2 separate regions of the Homo sapiens genome follow, and region 1 is linked to region 2. Evidence: chromatin loops called from intact Hi-C (ENCODE). Cell type or tissue: PC-9. All regions are shown on one strand. Links, peaks and the distances in the headings refer to the core of each region. The heading gives the core; the rest is flanking DNA. Region 1 overlaps STEAP3 (STEAP3 metalloreductase). Region 2 overlaps LOC107985941 (a long non-coding RNA gene).

Evidence for each region. Hi-C counts contacts between places; a loop is a spot of excess contacts. Peaks named below come from ENCODE experiments on the same cell type or tissue, not always from the same donor. Only the 100,000 strongest peaks of a DNase experiment are listed, where the experiment ranks them.
Region 1: a loop joins it to region 2, with 8 times the contacts of the local background. A loop is called at or near these places in 2 of 110 quality-filtered maps.

The regions. Positions count from the first base shown.
Region 1 is chr2:119,250,800-119,259,890 of GRCh38, reverse strand. It overlaps STEAP3 (STEAP3 metalloreductase), which reads right to left. Exons shown (of 6, transcript NM_182915.3): 5 at 5,043-5,207. Among named protein-coding and RNA genes, the nearest start is that of STEAP3-AS1, 6.3 kb to the right of the region's middle. RefSeq lists enhancers at 1-475, 3,345-4,211, 4,537-5,480. In PC-9, for the core only: no CTCF peak of the experiment used is centred there; DNase peaks (open chromatin) are centred at 3,860, 6,390 and 6,900; H3K4me3 peaks cover 311 bases; H3K27ac peaks cover 3,201 bases.
Region 2 is chr2:119,170,585-119,179,675 of GRCh38, reverse strand. LOC107985941 (a long non-coding RNA gene) reads left to right here. Exons shown (of 3, transcript XR_001739665.2): 3 at 3,947-8,575. Among named protein-coding and RNA genes, the nearest start is that of C1QL2, 16 kb to the right of the region's middle. In PC-9, for the core only: CTCF peaks have their summits at 4,811 and 5,010 (motif pointing right); a DNase peak (open chromatin) is centred at 4,443.

The sequences.
Region 1 (9,091 bases), core at 483-8,482, 80 kb before region 2:
GCCTGAGGAAGACCTGGACCTATCTGTTCCTTAGACAAAGCCCCACTGAGAGCCTTTTGGCGCCCACCTCTGTGTCGTGGGCTTTCCCAGGAGGTGCAGCAATGGGAGCCCATCCAGGCCTGGAAAGCCAGCCTTAGTAGCCCCAGTGAGGTCTTTGCATCTCCCTCGGGTGACATGCCCTGTAGCTCCAGTGTTTGGTCTGTGTGGGCCACTGTCCCCAGCCCCTGATCTGGAGAGTGATGAATTTTGCTGGGCACTCTGGGCTCTGCACAGGGACAGTGTGGAGACGCTGCTCCCAGGCCCACCAGTGGCAGTCAGCTCCTCCTGTTCATATAGCCTCATTCTTGTGCCATTCAAAATCCCATGGTGCAGACAGCAGGAAGTTCCAGCCTCAGGCCAGTGGTTCATAGCAAGGGCTGACAGCCAAAGGCCAGCCAATAACAAAGGGCCTTTGACTTTCCTGTCCCAGTGGGAAGCCTGCATGATTCCAGGGAGTTTGTTTCCCAAAAACTCTCCTTGGGAACAATTTAAAAATCCCAGAACCCAAAGAAGCCCAAAAGGAGAGGGATTGTCATGAGGCGATTAATAAGATCCCCAAGCTAGAGCCATTTTTATTATACGTAAGCTTGTTAGCAAAAAAGAAACAGCCAGGTCGTTGTAGCTCCTGCTGGTGCTCAATTACTACGGCACAAAGGGGCTTTGGACAATTGCTCATGAAGCTGGGGTCAGGCTGGTCTTGTCATTATTTCAGGCAGGTGGCTGGAGTGGGCAAGGTCACAGGCAGTTCCTCTAACTCTGGGAAAGAACTTAGGTTCTAAAAGCTGAACCCTCATTTTTCTGCGCAGGTGAGCTGCTCTGACTGGAGTATTTTGCAGTCTAATATCTAACAGCCAGTTAAAACTGGCTGAATTGAAACACTTAGCACAACCCAAACCAAACCAAAACAATAACAAAAAAATACCAAAGGAAGGCTGGGTGCGGTGGCTCACGCCTATAATCCCAGCACTTTGGAAGGCCGAGGCAGGCGGATCATGAGGTCAGGAGATTGAGACCATCCTGCCTAACACGGTGAAACCCCATCTCTACTAAAAATACAAAAAAAAAAAAAAAAAAAAATTAGCCAGGTGTGGTGCCGGGCGCCTGTAGTCCCAGCTACTTGGGAGGCTGAGGCAGGAGAATGGCATGAACCCGGGAGGCAGAGGTTGCAGTGAGCCGAGATTGTGCCACTGCACTCCAGCCTGGGTGACGGAGTGAGACTCCGTCTCAAAAAAAAAAAAAAAAAAAAAAAAAAAATACCCAAAGGAACACAAAACAACATGTAAAACTTTGAAAACAGATTTGGGAACAAAAGGATAAATGCAAGCACAAGTCACCTCTTTGTGGAATCAATACACTGTTTCAATGGTTTTTAGCTAAACGAAGTGTCTGAGGTGTTCAAACCAGAGAGACTTCACCTGAATGGGGGGCTGGGTAAAATGAGGCTGAGACCTACTGGGCTGCATTCCCAGGAGGTTAAACGTTGCTAGTCACGGGATGACATAGGAGGTCGGCTCAGGATACAGGTCATAAATACCTTGCTGATAAAACAGCTTGCAGTAAAGAAGCCAGCCAAAAGCACCAAAACCAACATGGCAACGAGAGTGACCTCGTTGCTCATTATACACTAATTATAATGCATTCGCATGTTAAAAAACACTCCCACTAGCGCCATGTCAGTTTACAAATGCCATGGCAATGTCAGGAAGTTACCCTATATGGTCTAAAAAGGTAAGGAACCCTTAGTTCTGGGAATTGCCATCCCTTTCCTGGAAAACTCATGAATAATCCACCCCTCGTTCAGCATATAATCAAGAAGTAACAATAAGTATAAGCAGCTGAGCAGCCATGCCGCTGCTCTGACTATGGAGTAGCCATTCTTTTATTCCTTTGCTTTCTTAATAAACTTGCTTTCACTTTACTCTATGGACAGGTCCTGAATTCTTTCTCGCGTGAGGTCCAATAACCCTCTCTTGGGGTCTGGATCGGGACCCTTTTCCGGTAACAAAAGCATTACAGATCTAGGGGTCAGCCAAGGCCCCTCAAGAACCATGGCTGTCCCCATAGCCTGGTGTCTGCTGTGGACATGTGTGTAGGGGAGGGTGATGGGGCTCAGGTAACTTCTCACTAGCCACGCTAACTTTAAAGGAGAAGGTTGCAGCTTACCTCAAAAGCCAGCATGCCACTGTTGGCTGCACGCATCCTGCATTTAACGTGTCCAGCTCAAATCCTCTTGATGACCATATGGGGTGGACACAGGCACAAGTGAGCAGCAGAAGCTCCGAGGGCCTAGGAAACTTGTCTGATGATGCGGGGCAGGTAAGTGGGGGTCTTGGGACTGAGATTCAGGTCTTCGGGTTCCACTGCCTGTGTTTCCTGCACTGGAAGTTGCCACACACTGCGGCATGCGCACCTATCAGTCACTTAGGGAGCTGCAAAAATAGATTGCCAGAGCCATCCCTCAGCATCTGAGTCCACGGATGGGAGGCAGGCCTGGGTTATCTCTGTTTCTCCAAGAGGGCTCTGGCTTCAGCCTATTTGACAGGGACTCACAGTAAGAACCATGTTTTACTCTGCTGTCCGGTAGACAACGAGGTATGCTACATTTGCAAATAAAACTAGCAATTCCATATAACTGAAAAAGTATCCCGACACCATGCAAAACACTCCACTGTTTTCTTTGTCATTCTATTTTATTTCATTTTTAAAATGCTGCTTGTGATCCATGGAATCAATTGCATGACCCACTAGTGAGTGTCCGCCAGTTTGCAAACACTGACTGGACCACTTTTAGGCCCAGGGTTGGGGTTCCTTGGCCTCTGTCTCACTGTCTCCTACTGAACTCAGAAATCGGTGGTTGGTACCTTAGTCAGAGATAATGGAAATGTGGCCAGATACCCTAAGAATAATAGCAAAATGCTTTTTATTTTTCTTTCACACATAATCTCTTACTGTGGCTCATAAAATCCCTGTAAGGCATTAACTCCATTTTTCAGGGGTGTAAACTGAGGCTCTTGGAGCAGACATGCTCTGCCCACAGTTACAGAGCAGGGTTGTGGGGAGGGAAAGCTGGAACTCAGGCTTCCCAGGCGCCGCTGACATGTGCCTCCTCCATATTGACATCTGGTTTTTGTGGATGGAAGGCAGGCACTGATTTCCACAAGTAAAATCCTGCCTTTCTACCCACCTAACCCCCCCTGCTCTTGCAGTGGCAAAAGGACTGTCCTATTTGTATTTCCACTCTTTAATATGTAAAGTAGAATGCAGCTGCTAGGGTCTCAGTCAGCTCTTGCTAACAAAATCAAATCCACCGGCTTTCTCTGGCAGGCAGAGCCAGGGCATGTAATCTATGGCTGCTTAAGGGAGCGGCTTTCTGGTGAGGGGAGCAGCCTGCAGTCTGCTTTAATTGTGGATAAACCATGCACGCCGGATACTCCAGGTGGGAAGAGGAAAATCCTAGATTTGGGTATGAGACACATGGGGATTAGTGGCAGATAAATAAAATTCTTCCCCTTCTCGTATGCTAACATGTGTCAGCCATGAGCCCTCCTCCAGGGACCTTCTGAGATGAGCAGAGCCAGGGAGATTCAGAGGCAGACACACTTTAAAAAACACACGGCTACAACTCTGTGTTGTTCCAATGGATGTGAAGCATCCCTGGTCAGGAGCAATTAATTTGGATTACGTAAGAGCATTACGCTGTCACTGTCCCTGAGTCCTGTACCACGTCCTCCCTGCACAGATTTCTGTTGATAGTGGGGGTGGATAGGATGGCTGTTCTCTGCCCTGTTACAATGGCAGGATACAGCATTAGTCAGCTCCCACTCATGGGAGGGGAGGAGTTAATCCGCCAACACTGACCGCAGATTCTGTGTGGAGAACAGTGGGAGATGCCAAAGAAATGTAAACAATGTCCCTGCCTCCGTTTCCTTTATCATGGAAAGATGGCTCTGCCTGTCTTGTTCTCTATTGCATCACAGGCCTAGCAGGATGCCTGGCCTGCAGTAAGTGCTCAATAAATGTTTGTTGAATGAACAAATGCAAAAAGAAACTTTTGCCACTAGCAGCATTTCCCAGAGTATGTTCTGTGGAGTATTTTTTTTTTTTTAAGAGGCAAGGTCTTGCTATGATGTCCAGGCTGGACACTTGAACTTCTAACTCCTGGAAGAATCGCTCAAGCTCAAGTGATTCTCCCACCTCAGCCTCTGTTAGTAGCTGGGATCCCAGCCACATGCCACAGCGCCCAGCTTGTGGAGTGCTGATAGCTGTTATTTGGAAAAAAGGAGGGGGAGGGTGCTAACACTCCAATAAGTCTGATTAACAAAGGTTTGTTTGTTGTAGATGTTATTCGAATCTTTGATGTGCCAAAGTGCATTGTGATCTCTTAGGGGGAAGTAAATCTTTTCTCAAATTCATCTGATGACAGACCTCCTTTTTCTGGATTTTTTCATAGGAATGGCATCCTTGGGAAAAAGCTGTGTCGCATCCCCTATAAACTGGGGTCCTAATGCTTGTGTCTCATCCACGCTGCATGAATCAAGGGGTTAAGGGGAACAACAGAGCCAGGTTGAGATGAGGGGTGGAGGGTGGTGGGCTAGGCTCGCTCACTCCCTAGACTCCTACCTAGATGGATGTCTAGGTAGATGATGACTCCTACCTAGACCAGCAAAATGTCCAATGACTTCATGTCATTCAATTTTGTTTGGAAAGCTCAAGAATTCTAGAAGCTTGAGAATGGTGGACCCAGGGCTCAGTGTCCTGGTCTGTAATTTTTTCACATGCCTGTGTCTGGCTTCCTCATGTGTTGGGAGGTTAAGCTTGTAGCAGGCAGCCCCTATCAAGAGGCTTGGATGGGCCCTCTGGGTCAGGAAGGCCTGGCATCTCACCGAGTGGTCCTGCTGTGCAGATGATCAGAGCCCAGGCAGTTCTCAAAGGCAGAGCACTTACTCATGAGAGGTGGGCCAGGGCCACGCTGAAGCTGGCTGGCAGACTAGAGACTACTTTACCTGAACGAAGCTGAACTCCCTCCAGTTGAGCGAGTTTGCAATGGACGGCAGTGAGGTCACGGCCAGCAGGGACAACGTGCCGAGGGCCAGCACTCCCAGGGAGAGGTAGATCTCCATCCGCCAGACCTCCTCCTCCACCCAGAGGTGGCTCTTGTTGGCCAAGACCTGACATGGATGGAAGGAAAACCATGAACACTGTGGCAAAGGCTGGTGCCCCGGGAGGGCAATGATGAAGGACACAAGAAAGACAAGACGGCGGGCGCTCACACTGCACCTGACGCTACCTGGCTCTGTGATAAGCGTTTCTCAGGCATTAACTCATCGAATCCTCAAAACCACCCCACAAAGTAGAGATCACTATTAGCCCATTTTAGAGATGGAGGAAATGAGGCACAAAGATCAAATCACTTTCCCAAGGTCACATGTAGCTAACAGATGCAGAGCTGGGATCAGGACCCACTCAGCCTGGTGCCAATGACCGGGGCTCCTGGGGCTTTCACATATCTGCCCCGGGGCAGCCAATCAGAACAGTCACATCAGCAGAGTAAGGAGTCAACCAGAAATACAGCCCTTAAGCATGGCTCCGTCTCACGGTTTTCCGGCCCCAGAATCCCAGGACAGGAGAGAGGAGCTCTCCTAGCTCTGAATCCCCTCAGCCAATGAGCTCACACCTTACTGGCTGCTTCCCTTCCCAGCCTGTCTCACCCTGAGCCCTCTGTCTTCCTGGAGCCCCACACTGCCCCCATCACTGGCTCACACTCAGGACATACAAAGACACATACAGACACTGAGCCCCCAACACTCCCCGACCCAAAGCTCTCAGCCTCCCCTCTTCCTACCCAGTTCTCTACTTCTGCCTGAGGCACACAGCCTTGGCTCAACTTTGCCAGGCAAGAGAGACTGACGGCCATTCACCAAGCAGTTCAGTGACCACTTACGAAGCACCTACTGTGTGCCAGGCCCTGGGCTACAGAAAATAAAGATACCTGCCCTTACCCTGCCCTCACAGAGATCTGGGCCCCCCCACCAAGTTCCAGGACATATAAATTGGGGAGCCCCTATGAACCTGGAGATTTCTGACCCTTCTCTCCCCACCTTGCCACTGAGCCCCCTCCTAGCCCAGCCAACACTCACTCGCATAGTGCCCTCATGAGGAAGAACTTTTATCAAGGTGCAACTAGACCGGGTAGCAGAGTTCCTGGAAGTCAAGGTGTTCTCTGTGAAACACTGTGAAATGCTGGTACTTTTATTCTATAATGTCAGCAGAACAAGGAACAGTATTTCCATTAGAAGATGTGACTACACTTTAATAGGCAGCCTCTCAAAACAGAATGACTCATACAGGTTTTTTGAGAAACAATTTCAGCAGAAAAAAAAAAACACGAGCTCAGTTACCACATAAAATATTAAAAGTGAATCCACTGGGCTGAGCAAAATGGTTGTACAGCTTATAAGAGAAAGTTTAAAGAAACAGAGAAAATGCCATCCATTGAGTGCTTTTCCTGCAATCTGTGAAAAATGATTGGCTCTGTTCTATTTTAGGGCAGGCCTGGCTCACTTTGGTGACTTTAAGCCACTAAGGGACCAGGAGTCTAGGGACCCAGCCTCTTGTCCTGACCACCAGTGGCATGTGACTCTGGCAAGACTGTCTCTGGGCCTCAGTTTCTCTACCTAGGAGGTTTGGATGAGGTCATGTCTGAAATTCTCTTGATTTTGCTTATGTGCCTGCTGTGGTTGAAGTCACCATTAGCTGGAAAGGCGTGCAGAGGGCAGAGAGGTCTCCTCCGTACCTCTGCCCAGAGAAGTCTTACTCACACCTCACAGCATGAATTGAGTAAGTCATCTCCTCGCTGGAAGTTGTTTGTTCTTTAACTCTGCTTCATTAGTCATTCCTCTCTGCGCCTCGGGAAGATCAGGCAGTTAATGTCACAAGTCAGAGTTTGGATGATTACACACACGTATACCACATTGGCTTGTAAAATGCCTTGTTTTTTTCCTCTAACATTTCCAGTCTGCAGTGACGCTGGGAAGGGAGGGATGAGGTGGGCTAGGGAGCAGTGGATGGCAAAGACCCGCATGAGGACAGAACCTAAGCCAGCCTTAGGAGTCCATGAGATTCTCAGCCAGCCTATTAAACCACAGTGTTGTGCTCAGAGCTCCCTGGTGACCAGTGGCACACATGGCTAACTGGAACGCAGATGTAACAGCTCCCCTAGTAAGTAAGTCTCTATGTTTAGAGATGATCAAGTTCACCACCTTCTCCTTGAGAAGGCCAAGGAGAGTGTTCATCAACAAGAGATGGAAAGACAGCATTCAGGTGTGGGATTTCCCTCTAGGTTGCAGGTCAGACGCTGAAGGACCAGTGAGGCTGCAGCATTAGCCCCTCTCCATGTCTTCATAGTGGGTGATGGATGGGAAGAGAGTGGTACCAACTCACTGCCTGCCAGACTCAGAGGAGGAGGGGGTGGCAGGGTGTGGAAGGGCAACCTTGGGGCATAGAGACCATAGGCCTGGATTCTGACGCTGACTCTGCCACTGGTGGGCAGTCATGAGACCCTGGGCAGTCCCTTTCCTGGCTCATAGCATCATTGTATCTTGCTGTGTTACTGCAGGACTAAAAGCATTACGTTTGTGGAATGAGTAGCATGGAACAGGCACACAGTGGGCACTTAATGTAATAAATGGCTGTTGTTCTTAGTGGCAGCAAGGCAGTTAGACTAGTTCTTGCTCCAAGCTCTACGTGCACTCCTCTTAAGATGCCTGATATTGGCTCTGTGGTGGCCAATTTAAAAATCAGTCACTCAGTGAGCATGCACTGTGAACCTGTGTTAGGAACCATGGACCCCAAGGTGTAGAAGACCCAGTCATGGACCTCTGAGTCGGGTATGAAGTAGTGTGTAAGAAAAATAATAAAAAAGTATTTACAAAATGCAACAGATTACAGAGGCAGGTATGGGGAAGTAAGGGGATAGTCTGGGGGAGCTTAACAGAGGTAGGGTTTTGAAGGAGGAATAGGAGTTTGCAAGCTGTCAAGGTGTCCTGGGGTGGGCGTTCCAAGCCGAGAGGAATGAGCTCTGCCCATTTAGAGGACAGTATGGGACCCAAGTGTTGACACGTCACAGGAGAAGGGGAGATGAGGCTGCGGAGGGAGTCTAGCTGCATAGTGAGGGTTCTACCATTATCCCAAGGACACTGGGGTCACTGGATCTTTTCAGCAGTGACATGGTCAGATGAGAGTTTCAGACCATCCTGTGCCAGCCATGTGCAGATGTAGCTTGGGGTGAAGGTAATAGGAGAACGGGGTGAAGGTAACAGGAGAACAGTGTGCAGGTTAAACATTTCTTTGATCTTGATCTTTGAGTTTGATGTTGAAATGTGTATTTCCAGGGAAATACACAAGCAAATCCAAATGCCCTGTACAAATATCGGTTATTGTTGGTAATAATACTGTCTGTAAACATGGTCTCAAAGGTTTTCTCTACAGCTGGCATACACCTTTGCCTCCTAATCTGCAGACTCAGGGCTGTAAGGAAATCTTGGAGGAGTTTCTTGTGCCTAGACTAATGTGCTCCCTTGACCCAAGGGCCTAGTGGGCAGTTGGGGTGGTGAGTGGCCATGTGGGGACCCTGTGGTGAGGTGCCCATGGGCTGGCAGCAGAAGCCACACATCAAGCCTGAGCCACCCAGGAGTCCCTGCTGTTTGGGGCTGAAGGCAGAACAGCCTCAGGTGCCCAGGCCCAGAACCGCGGGCATGGCTTACCATGGACCATCCAGAATCTGCTTGGATGTGCCCAGGCTTGGGCACCTCCCCGTATCTGGGCTGCTGTGTGTCAAGCCCCTGCCTCCCTCCGACCACCCACCCCGACATAACCACATCAGCCCTGGTTTTGCCCTTAAGAACTCTGCAGAACAAGTTTAAGCCCCTTTGCATGAGAGGCCTTCGGTGTCTCTGACTGATCTCGTCCTGCGGGAGGGATGGTTGCCTGGCAACCTCACCAGGGCCTGCAGCCCTAAAGATTTTTGGGACACGGGGAAAATTACCTTGCATGC
Region 2 (9,091 bases), core at 315-8,314:
TCTGCTCTGCCTGATGCTATGGGGGATACTCAGATTTTCTGTGCCCCTAAGATGACCCAAAGCGTGGACATGCTTATTAGTGGGATTCTATCCCCTCAGTGAAGTTTTTGGTTCTTGCTTTTAATAATGGAGCAAGAGAAGCCAGTGGGAAGTCTGTTGACAAGGGAATGACTGCCACGTAGGCACTGGCAGGCTTTGGGTGAGGAGCTCAGCTTCCTGGTGTGGCCTGTGGCAAGCTCACCCTGGGAGGGGCTTGGAGTCTTGTGGATTTCATTCCTGACATTCCATCTGCTGTGCCTGCTACCAGCTGCCCTGCCAACCTGTCTGTGCCAGAAGAGTGTGGAAATAAGCTAGAACCCTTACACAGGGAGGTCCTGTTGTAGTCACTTAGTTATCAGCCCTCCCTCTATCTACTCGACTATAGGCCAAAAGCCCAGCCAGATGCTACCATGGGACCAGGCAGGGCCTAATGTTGCTGGATTCATCCTGGAATCAGTATCTGATCAGTCTTCACCTGGGGCAGGAGAAGGAGCCAGCTGTTGCCCTCTCTGCAAGAGGCAAGAAGCAGCGGGTCCTGACACCCTTCCCCGGAGGGCCCTTGGCTTGCAGGCACCTGGCATCTCCCAACATCTCTCTGGAGCCTCAGGCCAGCCTTCCCAAGATGGGATGCAAGGAGTCTGAGTGATCTTCCCGGAGAGGTGGCCAGCATGTTTGACAGAGCACTCCGGATCGAGGCTGTCCACATGCATTTGTCTCGTCCTTTTGCATTCAGCCAGGCCTGAGACAAGACTAACCCTTCCTGACAGAATCAGTTCAGCCTTGTCCTCTGAGCAGGGCCCAGGGTGGGCAGGGGATAGGCTGGGGCCAGCTGGGCTCTCTGGCCATTGCTGGCTGGTGGAGGACACACGGGGAGCCCTGATAGGCCCAGCAGACAGGGTCCAGCCCAGTGGACAGAGCAGGAGAGGGAGTTAGGGGGTCGGGGCAGAGAGTGGATGAAGCCTCTGCAGCATCTCCCAACCCCAGAGCCAAAGTAGGGAGGGGATCAGGCAGAGGGCCTGGTTTATTTTCTTCCATCTCCATCTCCATCCCTATCCCTATTCTGAGGCCCAATTTTCTCAGTTTTCCCAAAACTGAGGCCCACAGTTTTGGGAATCAGACTAGCCTGAGTTTGAATCCTGGGCACATGGAGCAGAGGGAAGGGGTCACGTGGCCTGCAGAGAGCCACGTAAGTATGGTAGTCTCCATTGTAAGTCTGCCCTGCCCACCCCAAATAGGCCTGCCCTTGGGCAGAATGCTCTCCCCTCTGCATTTGAATGATGCCCTGAAGTGTCCTGCTGCCAGTGCCTGGAAGGCCACCATCTATAGCCCACTGCCCATTTAGGCTTTGCCCTCCCCAGCCAATGAAGGAATTGGGCATTTGCAATGCTTATGAAAGCTCAGGGAGGGACCCCAGACTGGAGTGGCACTTGGGGTTGACGGGGAGTGTGAGCGTAGGTCTGGAGTGGGAGTAGGGGGTGGTTTCCTGCTGCCAGAGAGGAGAAGGCTGTCCAGGAAAGGGTGGCAGACTTGTGTCTCTGCCAGCCCCTCCCCGTGTCTCACTACTGGATTGGGGAAAGGGGCCTAAAGGGCCAAGGAAGTACTCACCACTGGGTCTCTGAGGATGCCACAGGCAGGGCCAGGCAGCTGAGATGGGAACAGAGTGCCTGTCAGGAGCCAGGGCCAGCTGTTTCCCCTGCCCCCGCCCCCCCCACCAACATCGTCACAGGGGCCAAATTGACTGGGGAGCTGGGTGAGGGCTGAAGCTCAGGGGAGATCTGGGGGTGTGCAGAGAGCCTGGAGCACTTCTGAGGGCTTACAAAAAAGCGGGTGGAATCCACCCTACTCCTGGAAGGGTCAGAAAACAGAGGAGATGTATATTCCTGGCCTGAAGTATTATAAATATACTATTCCCTTCACCACCACCCACAAAATAGCAAGCAGTTTTTGAATACTTGCCATGGGCAGGCACGAGTGTACACGCATGTGTGGTCTTGTGTGATCCAGCCTGTGAGCAAGCAGAATGGGAATGAGAGCAAGTGCAAGTAGTGCATTTGGGAGGGGAGGTCAGGAGACGCTGGGAGGGGCATGTCACAGGTGAGCAACGCATGTCACAGAGTGTCCCTCTCGAAGGACCAGAGCGCTGGAATATTTATGCATCAGCTCCCATGGCCACTGGTGAATGGATGCTCCAGCGAGTCAGTGATTCCAGGGCTCTTCCAGCCTCGGGTGCAAAGAGGCAAAATGCAGAGTGGGTTCTGGCAGCCAGCCCTTTCTGCACCTTGGGCACAGAGGTGCAGACCCTGGCAGTTTGAAGGGTGGCCCCTGTGCACCGAGACAATGTGGGCGCACAATGTGTGCCGCAGTAGTGTGAGTCCCATTGACCAGGTGAGAAAACTGAGGCTCACAGGGGGCTCTTGCCCAAGGTCCCCCAGCTGGTGGTAGCCATGCTGGGATCTGCTGCTGAAGCCCATGCACTTTTTACTCTGACCCCAGCACATTCTGTCTCTTTCTAAGATGGAGCGTTCCTAGGGCCAGGGACCGTACCTCCTCCCCCACCTGAGCCAGCATGTGTCAGGTAGGACATTGGTGCCCAGTAAGTGGCAAATAGAAAGATTATTTTTGGCCTCTAATATCAGATTGCAGACAGATAGGCCTCATTAGTGGCATTGAAGTGGGCCTGGAAGAAAAAGTGAGAATCAGATTCTGTTTTAAATGTATCAGAAGTTCGCTGTTAAAGGGCTGGGACTGCTACTTCTTTTTTTTTTTTTTTTTTTGAGACGGAGTCTTGCTCTGTCACCCAGGCTGGAGTGCAGCAGTGCGATCTCAGCTCACTGCAACCTCCACCTCCCAGGTTCAAGTGATTCTCCTGCCTCAGCCTCCCGAGTAGCTGGGATTACAGGAGCATGCCACCATGCTCGGCTAATTTTTGTATTTTTAGTAGACGCGGGGTTTCACCATGTTGGCCAGGCTGGTCTCGAACTCCTGACCTCAGGTGATCCTCCCGCCTCGGCCTCCCAAAGTGCTGCGATTACAGGTATGGGCCACTGCGCCCAGCCTGCTACTTCTTTTTTAAAATGAGCAGTGTCTTCTATCTGTGTTATAGGCTGAATTGTGTCCTATCCTCCAAATTCGTATGTTTAAGTCCTCACTCCCAGTACCTCAGAATGTGACTAATTTGGAGATGGAGACTTTAAAGAGATAATTAAGGTAAAATGAAGTCCTATGGGTGGCCGGTAATCCTCTGTGACTGGTGTCCTTATAAGAAGAGGTGATTAGGACACAGACACACACACACAGGGACAACCATGTGAAGACACAGGGAGAAGAGGGGTGGCTACAAGGAGAGAGGCCTCAGGAGAAACAACCCTGCCAGCCACTGCCTTGATCTCAGACTTCCAGCCTCCAGAGCTGTGAGAGAATAAATGTCTGTTGTTTAAGCCACTCAGTCTGTGGCATTTGTTAAAACAGTCCTAACAAACTAATGCAATCTGCTATACCAACCCAGGTGGACATATGGTGTTTGAGCTTGAAGGTCATTTCTCCCACCCCCTTGTTTTACAGGGGAGCAACAGACCCAGAGAAGGGACCTAAGGTACTCAGTGCATGGAGAATTAGGGCCAGCATGGGAACCAAGCTTTTTATAACCTGGGCGCGCTTAAAGCCAGGGGCACCTGCACCACCGTCTTTTAGCCAGCACCTCCTGACCCCCATCAGTGCCCTCGGCTCGTACCCCGAGGAGGAGACTCGGGACCAGGCTCGGTTTTCTAGACTATTAGCTGGAGAAGTATAGCTGCAAGAAGTTGCTCAAGACACTGTCCTTCCAGACCCGGAGGATGTTGGGTTAGGGGAGGAACTGAAGGAGAGGGTGGTTCAGGCTTATCACACAGACTGACTGACTCTCTTCCAGACCTCAGTCTTATCCGTCAAATGGAGACCACGATATCTATGATCCCAGCTACAGTGGCAATGTTCCCTCCCTGCCAGCCGGCTGTGAGGATGACTTATGATGGCTGTGGAAGACTTGCTTCTGAATATACAGACTCTTGTGGAATGCAGCAAAAAGCCTGTGAAGGCTCCAAATAGAACTGGGTTCGAATACCACTTATGCTACTTGGCTACTGTATGACCTTGGGGAAGTTGCTTAACCTCTCTGAGCTTCAGTTTCCCCATCTGTAAAACAGGACTAATCACTTAAATCTGGAATGGTTGTTATGAGGATTACATCAGAAAACTCAGGCGACATGGCTGGTGTCTCCAAACGGCTGCATACATGCCTCGAAACCTCCTCACCTACTCCCCTTGGCACTTTCAAACTGCTATGATTTTGTAGAAAGGTGTGGAATTTAATCTCTGATCCGCTCCCCTCTGGGAGGTGATCTGCAGGGGCGAGGCTCCTCATGCCGACAATGGGCCTGTGCTTGGTGTGGGTGGTGGTTCCCTGTCCATTCCCTCTGGTCCTGGAGCCCTTCTGTTACTGGTGCACTGGGATCCTTTCTGCCTGAAGGCCTCTTTATGAGTCACGTAAACGGGGACCTGGCAGGGGTTCTTTAGAACAAATATTTCCACTTTCTTTAGAGGATCTGACTCTCCAGTTTCCCAATTAATGAGAGCTCAGGTTGACCCTGGATTTGACAAAAGCTCGCTCCCACTTTCAGGTTTGCCGACAGACTTTCGTGCTCTTCCTCATCCCCACTTTATTTCTACCAACCAGAAAAATTACCCCTCCTCCCTCTGCCGTTCTAGATTTTACCAGCCTGGGCGTTCAAGAGCCCCTATCCTTAATACCCCCATGCGTTGGCATGTGGTTTTCTGAGGCCCAGAAATCCCTTCCTTTCTTTATCCTCTGGTTCATAAAACTCCGATCAGACGGCCTCTTTCTCCGGGAACCCTTCTCTGGTCTTTCCAGACACAACGAACCCGGCCGGCTGCTGTGGCCTACGCTAGAGGCATCTGGGCAAGAAAGGATTAACGGTAATAACTGCCCACGGCCACCAGGGGGCATGCTACCCGGGACGGCTCAAGGGCTGTGCAACGTGGGGCTTTTGTCTAGTTGGAACCCCAAGCACAAAGTGACATTGCAGTGGTGTACCTGGAGCCCTGGACCATGGGGCAGCAGTCAGAAGTCAGTAGGCACTGTCCTAGGCAGACAGACAGGAATGCAGCCCCACCAGCCTCTGCAGTCTTTCACAGAGCACCCGTAGAGACCCAGGGCCTCCCGCTTCCCTGAGGAGGGGCTGAAGCAGCAATGCAGCCGGTCAGGAGCTTGTCTAGATTTTTCAGCAGAGAGGGAGGTTTCAAGCACATCTTGCTTCTTCACAGAGTCCCCAGCCCAGGGGGCTTTGATAGGGTAAAGCCTACCTGCAATTAGAATCACGATTCTGGCCCAGAGTGGGCTAGAGCAGCCCAGCGGACCCCTCCCCAAGTCCCCTCCCAAGGATGCTCCTGGCTCTCCAGGCGATAACCACACCTAATTTGTACTTTTTATTATTTATTTTTTTAGTTTTTTGAGATGGAGTCTCGCTCTGTGTCCAGGCTGGAGTGCAATGGCGTGATCTCGGCTCACTGCAAATTCCGCCTCCCGGGTTCAAGTGATTCTCCTGCCTCAGCTTCCCGAGTAGCTGGGATTACAGCCACGCGCCACCACGTCTGGCTAATTTTTGTATTTTTAGTAGAGACTGGGTTTCACCTGTTGGCCAGGCTGGTCACGAACTCCTGACCTCAAGTGATGCCTGCTTCGGCCTCCCAAAGTGCTGGGATTACAGATGTGAGCCACCGCGCCCGGCCCACCAGATGTGTACTTCTGAGGGGCCTTTGTCCCCTTACTTGTCTGCTACCTCCACCAGGTGGGAGCCCTTCAAGAGCACTGGCCACGTCTTGTTCACCCTGGCATCCCTAGTGAGGCCTGGCCCAAGTGAGTGACCTGTAAATGGCACGCCAAGGCCCTTCAGGCTCACTGGGTTTCCTGTGGACACGGCATTCTCTATGTGTGCCTGTACCCATGTGCTCCTGGCACACTGGAGGGGCTCACGTGTCCCACATAAGAGAGGTGAGTGGGGGCAGGGCCTGGCCAAGGAGCTGGATGAGAGGTGGGGCAGGCCTCATTGAGCACTTGGGAAATTAATTGAGGGGTCCACATTGAGCTCCCCACTCTCTCCTTCCCCTCCTCTTCATGAAACTCTTCAGGACCTCGCTGTCTTGTCCTTGGGTGACATGAGGGCCGGTCTTAGGTGTCGACTTGGCTAGGCTACAATCCCCAGTTATTCCATCAACACTAATCTAGGAGTTGCTGTGGAGGTATCTCGTAGATGTGTATCTTAGTCCATTTTCTGTTGCTATAACTGAATACCAGAGACTGGGCAATTTATAAAGAAAAGAAATTTATTTCTTAGAGTTCTGAAGATTGAGATGTCCAAGGTTGAGGGGGTCCATCTGATGAAGGCTTTCTTGCTAATGGTCAGTGCAGGGCATCGTATGGGGAGGGGCTCACAAGAGAGAGCCAAGCTGGATTTTTGTAACAGACTCACTCTTGTGATAGCTAATCTACTCCCATGATAACCCATTAATCTATTAACCCATTAATCCATGAATGCCCACATGACCCAACTACCTCTGAAAGGCCCTGTCACCTGCCAATACTATTAAATTAGGGATTAAGTTTCAGATTGAGTTTTGGAGGAGACATTCAAGCCACAGCAATGTAGTTGATATCTACAATTGGTTGGGGTTTTTTGTTGTTGTTGTTTTAGAGACAGGGTCTCACTCTGTTTTCTGGGCTGGAGTATAAGTGGCTTGATCATAGCTGACTGCAGCCTTGAACTTTTGGGCTCAAGTGATCCTCCCCGCTTGGCCTCCAGAGTAGCTAGGAGTATAGCCTTGAACTTTTGGGCTCAAGTGATCCTCCCGGCTTGGCCTCCAGAGTAGCTAGGAGTATAGGAGTGTGCCACCACACCGGGCTAATTTTTTTATGTTTTGTAGAGATGAGGCTCTTGCTCTGTTGTCCAGTCCTGTCTCAAACTCCTGGCCTCAAGCAATCTTCCTGCCAAAATACTGGGATTATAGGCGTGAGCCACTGCACTGGGCCGGTTAACCTTAAATAAAGGAGATAGCCCTCAATAATCTGAGTGGGCATGAGTCAATCAGTTGAAAGGCCTTAGGAGCAGAGCTGAGGCTTTCTTGAGAAGAAATCCCACCTGTGGCCTGCAGCATCAGCCTGAGAGTTCTGGACTGCCCCTCCTGAGAGCCTGCGCTATGGATCCAGCCCCCACGGTCACGTAAGCCGATTTCTTGCAACACATCTCTCTCTTTTTTTTTTTTGAGATGGAGTTTTGCTCTTGTTGCCCAGACTGGAGTGCAATGGCACCATCTCAGCTCACTGCAACCTCCGCCTCCCAAGTTCAAGTGATTCTCCTGCCTCAGCCTCCCGAGTAGCTGGGATTACAGATGCCTGCCACCACGCCTGGCTAATTTTGTATTTTTAGTAGGGACGGGGTTTCTCCACGTTGGTCAGGCTGGTCTCGAACTCCTGAACTCAGGTGATAGGCCCGCTTTGGCCTCCCAAAGTGCTGTAATCCCAAAGTGTAATCCCAAAGGGATTACAGGCATGGGCCACCAGGCCTGGCCGCAACACAACTCTTAATATATGTCTCCTATTGGTTCTGTTTCTCTGGTGGAATCTTCTCAGATGCAGGCAGGCTGGGGAAGCTCCCTGTACCTGGGAAAGGCAGGAGGAATCAAGACGGTGCATCAATGCCCATGCTGGGGCCCTCACTGTATGGCACACAGAGTGCTAAGACTTTTGTCACATTTAACCCCCCAAGCATCATATGTCACAGGTTTATTATCCCCATTTTATAGTTGAGGCAACTGAGGCACAATGAAGTTATGTGGCCAAGGTCATACAGCATGCTGCAGGCCTGGATCATAAACTCCTGGTTCCAGGGCACAGCGTTTTAACCTTTTTCATGCCAATGACCTGTTTCATCTTGGTGAAGCCATGGACCCCTCCTCTGAATGATTCTTTCATATGCATTAAGTAAAATAAAGGTTACAAAGGAAACTATTTCTAAAAAGTAATCATCAAAATATCCTAAAACATAAACTTATAATACAGTAATCTATGTACTTTTTAACTAAAGCATCCCATTAACCGGACTATTGGGGTCTACATGTCACACAACTCTATGTCATGTATCTGTGATTATTGTACTGGGCTATGAAAACTCTATGATTCTCAGGAACAGAAAACTAAACACCACATGTTCTCACTCATAAGTGGGAGTTGAACAATGAGAACACATGGACACAGGGAGGGGAACATCACACACCGGGGCCTGTTTGGGGGTGGGGAGCGAGGGGAAGGAGAGCATTAGGACAAATACCTAATGCGTGCGGGGCTTAAAACCTAGATAACGGGTTGATGGGTGCAGCAAACCACCATGGCACAAGTATACCTATGTAACAAACCTGCACATTCTGCACATGTATCCCAGAACTTAAAGTAAAATAAAATAAAATAAAATAAAATAAAACTTTGTGATTCTTCTTGGTGGCAAAGTCACACTTATTGTCAATTCTATGTGTGGTTCCTTGCTTACCTTCCTGATGTTAGTGATAAGAGTGTATTTCTTCTTCATCCAAGTTAACAGACCCCCTGAATGATCTCTGATCTAGGGCAGACTTCACCACCCTTCTGTGGCACCTGCTATGTGCCAGGGGCTTCACTCCTGTCCATGAGCTTGTTCCATCGTCAGCCCTAAAAAGCAGATGCCACAGAGGGGTGGTGCCTCCTCCCTTCAGGACGCAGAGGGGCATGAGGGGCGAGGGTCCCTGGAAGACACAGTCCGTTGGGGAAACTCCCACGCCAAGCTCAGCGCCCCCCTCCCCGCCCAGCTCTGATGGCCGGCCTGCCCTTGCTCCTGCACTGGTGGCCCCCAGGTCTGGACCCACTTGCATTCCCCCCACGTCCCTAGTGTCACGCCGCAGCCCAGCCCTGCGGCTCCCTCACTGCTCCTCTCAGGGACAGAGGCCGTGGCTGCCTTGTGTTTCCTGCAGA